2 separate regions of the Homo sapiens genome follow, and region 1 is linked to region 2. Evidence: read pairs that join two places in POLR2A ChIA-PET (ENCODE). Cell type or tissue: PC-9. All regions are shown on one strand. Region 1 has its middle 16 kb from the start of LINC01633. Region 2 overlaps RNF2 (ring finger protein 2).

Region 1 (2,500 bases), 80 kb after region 2:
CTGGCCTGTTTTTTTTTTTTTTTTTTTCCTTGACATGGTGCCTTGCTCTGTTGCCCAGGCGTGGTGATCATAATAGCAAAGGTGATACATCCTTTTTCCTTCCTTTTTTTTTTTTTTTTTTTTTTTGAGACAGAGCCTTGCTCTGTCACGCAGGCTGGAGTGCAGTGGCGCGATCTTGGCTCACTGCAACGTCCACCTCCTGGTTTCAAGCAATTCTTGTGCCTCAGCCTCCTGAATAGCTGGGATTACAGGCATGCACCACCACGCCTGGCTAATTTTTGTATTTGAAGTAGAGATGGGGATTTACCATGTTGGCCAGGCTGGTCTTGAACTCCTGACCTCAAGTGATCTACCTGCCTTGGCCTCTCAAAGTGTTGGGGTTACAGGCGTGAGCCACCATGCCTGGCCGGTGTTGGTGTTTTTTAAGAAGGCAGACCCATGAGCAAATTTGTATGCTGCTGGGAACAAGTCTAATAGAGGAAAAACCTGAGAGTGTTGAAAGAGAGAAGAGAGAATTACTGGAATGATACCCTTGAGTAGGTGACAAGGGTTGAGCTCCAGTGTACAGATGAAAGAACAGCTTTAGATAAGGGTATGGGTAATTCTGCTACAGAAACAGGAAGGCAGAGTGTGAGGACAGATGCTGGCAGGTGGCTAATGATGGCAGCAACTGTCTCTGTGTGTTTCTCATTTCCACAACTCGACACTAAGACTCTGACATCTTAATGGAGATCTTGAGGAACTGTGGACCACAAAAGTAACAATATTCTATAAATTTAAAATAGAGAGCTTTATTCCTAAAGGTACCAAAACCCGTAGGAGGAAGCGGAGCTTCCAGTGGACATGAAGACACAGTGCTTCAAGGGAGGGGTAAAAGGAACAGGAATTTATGCTGGATGGGGTACCCAAATAGATATATTTAATAAGCTATATGAGGCATCATGAATGTTTATGAAAGGAGAAACATGCATATGCACAATTGAGCTTTAGGCCTCTTCATGGATCGCAGGTTCAAAAAATAGCAGTGTCACCATGACCTAAGGGTGGAGTTTTTAGCTCTCTGATGTCAACATGTGAAGCAGAGGACAGGAAAACCCTCACTGTGCATCTTCCATAGATCAACCAGTACCCCCCCCATGGTTGAAGGTCTCTTGTTAAGAAGAAATGCTGGTCAGTTGTGGTACAGAAATTGCAAAACATCCAGTCATGGCCTGCGATGACTGGCTAACAGCAATAAAGGAATGAGTCATTCATTTCTTGTTTTCCAGAGCTGGTTTCTGCTTACTCCTTAGGAAAGAATTCTGGTTAAAGGTTAATAAGGAAGGGGTATACTGAGGCATAACCATCTTCCATTCTGCATGGCCAGTATCTCAGTGAACTTTTTCTTAGCTTTTAGGGTCTCCGAGGACAAGGGGAACTGGTTTAATCCAGTGAGGGGGTGTCAGGATTATTTCTCAGAATCGTGGCTCTAAAGGCTAATGTATTCTGTGCAGGAATAAAAAACTGATGCAGGTAGAGCTGCATTTCTGTAGACTGTGTTTCCTTTGGAAGAATGATCCTTGAGTAGTAATGGCTTCAAACTATGCCCTGCCAACCATCAGCTGCTTGTCCTTGTGGAGGTGTGCATATTCTGTCCAAGTAGTTACATCAGGAAGCAGACCTTGAAACAGGAGGAATGCTGGTGACATGATTTGGCTGTGTCTCCACCCAGATCTCATCTTGAATTGTAACTCCCACAGTTCCCACTTGTCATGGGAGGAGCCCAGTGGGAGATGATTGAATCACGGGGGGTGGGTCTTTCCTGCACTGTTCTCATGATAGTGAATGAGTCTTAGGAGATTCGATGCTTTTAAAAATGGCAGTTTCCCTGTGCAAGTTTTTTTTTGACTGCCACCATCCACGTAAGATGTGACTTGCCCCTCCTTGCCTTCCACCATGATTTCTTCAGACTCATATCTCACCACAGAAAGGAACACAGGCATATGAGAGACATAGAAAGAAAAATCTGGGTTGGGATCAGACTGAATATGAGAAGTAAGAGTAAGAGAGGACTCAGATCACCAAGGTTTTGTTTGAGTGTACCAGAACCCCTACTCTGGGTAGCTATGGTCTCTCTGATGTTAGTGTTTCTGATAGGAAAAGCACTTCAGATTTGTTTTGTTAAAATAGCTTTTTTCTTCTTTAGAGACAAGGTCTTGCTCCGTCACCCAGGCTGGAGTGCAGTGGTGTGATCTCAGCTCACTGCAACCTCTGCCTCCTGGGTTCAAGTGATTCTCCTGCCTCAGCCTCCCGAGTAGCTGGGATTACAGGCACACACCACCATGCCCGGCAAATTTTTGTATTTTATTAGAGACTGGGTTTCACCATGTTGGCCAGGCTGGTCTCGAACTCCTGACCTCAGGTGATCCACCCACCTCAGCCTCCCAAAGTGCTGGGATTACAGGCGTGAGCCACCAAGCCTGGCCTAAAATGTATGTACATATTTTTAACTATTGGGAAA
Region 2 (2,500 bases):
GAAAACAACAATCTAGGCAGCTAGTAACTGAACCCCTGCAATCAATGGGATGACAAATATTGCTCCTACTTCTTATACAAGACTGCCTTTTACCTCCAAATTAAACATTCTGAATTTAGATAATCTGAAACTAATCCACACACTTACCTCGTCTGTGCACTGTCATCTTTTTCCATAAGTGTGGGATGAGGCCTGAATACTAATTCAATTTCACTAGCACCATCCATTACTGGATCAATTGCCATTGCTGCATTGTTATTATCAAGCTCTAGCCCAGAATCATCAGATGTTTTGGTCCGTTTGTTACTAGGGCCTGCTTCCTGATTGCTATGTGTGGATGCATTACTGCAGTGTGAACTGTCACCATTATCTTCTGCTCCACTACCATTTTCAATCTGTTGTTTCTTGCCTCGCTGCAGTCTAGTCAAGGGGGAAAAAAGGATGCATAAAATTTACTTTTAGGCCTTTAAAGCAACAAATCTGAAGCATGTTTGCTACTGAACTTTAGAATTCCAAAAAATACTGGTAACTGAATTTACTCTGAGTTGGATGATATTGTTTCCCACATGTTCCTGAAAGGTCTAAAAAATCTCTCTTGCTCACAGGCAAACATTTAAATAATTTAACGAATGTTTCTATTCACTTAATAATTTTACTGGCCAGGCACGGTGGTTCACACCTGTAAACCCAACACATTGAGAGGCCAAGATGGGAGGAGCTTGAGGCCAGGAATTTGAGACCAGCTTGGGCAACAAAGTGAGACCCTGTCTCTACCAACAACAAAAAATTTTAATTAGCTGGGCGTGGTGGTGCACCTATCATCTCAGCTACTCAGGAGGCTGAGACAGGAGGATGGCTTGAGCCCAGGAGTTGAAGGGCGCAGTAAACTAGGATGGCTCCACTGTACTCTGGCCTGGGCCAGAGTAAGACGCTATCTCTTAAAAATAATTTTCTTTATTAAACAAAAGACTATAAGAATTAATTGACAAATCTTTATATTCTGATCATTTTCTCTCATGGGGTTACAGGTCTGAAGAAAGGCATGATTCAAATATGAAAATGTAAAAGTTCTTAGGGAAGATATTTATGCCTCTTTAAAGAAATTCTTAAGGAAACAAAAGTTAAGAAGAATAGTAAGTACTTCCTCCCTGCTGACCTTCCGCCAAGTCAGCTAAGGCGATACAAAATGACTGAGGAAAATGCGATGGTATCTAAATAACCAACGTGGACACAGAAGCTGCTCTCTAACAAGCTCAGATACTAAAGCTAATTACCGGGCAAGGCACTTTATACATACAATCTTGTTTACTCTTCAAAATAACCTGTCAAGGCAGTTACCATTAATGTCATTTTCTAGTTGAGAAAAGCAAAGAAAACTCAGGTACAAGATTAAATAATTTGCCTCCAGTTATACAGCTAATAAGTGCCAGAACTAGAGCTAGGATGTGAACCAGACCACATTCTTCCTACCACACTGCCTGTCTCCCTACCTGTATAGATAAGAAAAAAGGAATATATAATGAAAAAGAAATATGAAAGAATGCCTTGCACTTGTAAGAATATTGTCATTATGTTTACTGCCAGAACAAAGAAATAACAGTCCAATGGTTAGGAAAGATGCTCAAGAACTCATGCTTTAAAAAAAAAAAAAAAAAAATCCTGCTTATAAAATTCATAGATCATTGCAAAACCAAGAGAGTATGACTAGTATGTTAAATAACAAACTATGATTCAAAAATACATAAGCACACACAATGGATTATTCAGTCCTAAAAAGGAAGGAAATCCTGCCACATACAACATGAATAGACATGCTGAGGTCATTTAAGTAATATAAACCAGGCACAAAAGTACAAATACGTAACTTGGTGGCCTACAGTCAAGTAAAAAGAGAAATAAATAACAGTAAATAACAACAACAAAAAAAAAACCCCAAAAGTACAAATACAGCACGATTTCACTTATGTGAGGTATCTAAAGAAGTCAAATTCATAAAACAAAGTAGAATGACAGTTACCGGGAACTGGGGGGAGGGAGAAATGAGGAGTTAGTGCTTAATGGATACAGGGTTTCAATTTTATAAGATGAAAAGAGTTCTGTAGATTGGCTGCACAACATTGTGAGTGTTCAGCTTTGAGGAGCCAATCGTTTAAAAGAAAAAAAAGAATGTACTTAACACTACTGAACTCTACACTTACAAATGGTTAAGATGGAAAATTCTGTTATATGTCTTTTACCACAATTTTTGAAAAAAAGGTATGAACGGGCTAAAATAATGGGACAAAAAATTGATAGCACAACATAAAGACTAAAATATATTCTAAAATCCACAACTAAAGCAAATGAAAAGTTATTTGACCATAAATTACAGTGACCTAACAGGTTTATTAAGACTCAATATATTTATTTTTATCCCACACCTTTCCAAAAAAGGATTGATGTGACAGAGCTATATTAATGTAACTGCAGGCAGCGTTTAAAGAATATGTTCATATAAAGA

What was found. Peaks named below come from ENCODE experiments on the same cell type or tissue, not always from the same donor. Only the 100,000 strongest peaks of a DNase experiment are listed, where the experiment ranks them.
Region 1: POLR2A ChIA-PET joins it to region 2 with 5 read pairs; 2 of 35 experiments call an interaction of 5 or more read pairs at or near these places.

Annotation. Positions count from the first base shown.
Region 1 is chr1:185,016,207-185,018,706 of GRCh38, reverse strand. No RefSeq gene overlaps it. Among named protein-coding and RNA genes, the nearest start is that of LINC01633, 16 kb to the right of the region's middle. RefSeq lists an enhancer at 718-1,917. In PC-9, no CTCF peak of the experiment used is centred here; DNase peaks (open chromatin) are centred at 1,186 and 1,686; H3K27ac peaks cover 2,307 bases.
Region 2 is chr1:185,095,992-185,098,491 of GRCh38, reverse strand. It overlaps RNF2 (ring finger protein 2), which reads right to left. Exons shown (of 7, transcript NM_007212.4): 5 at 148-420. Among named protein-coding and RNA genes, the nearest start is that of RNF2, 52 kb to the right of the region's middle. In PC-9, no CTCF peak of the experiment used is centred here; no DNase peak of the experiment used is centred here.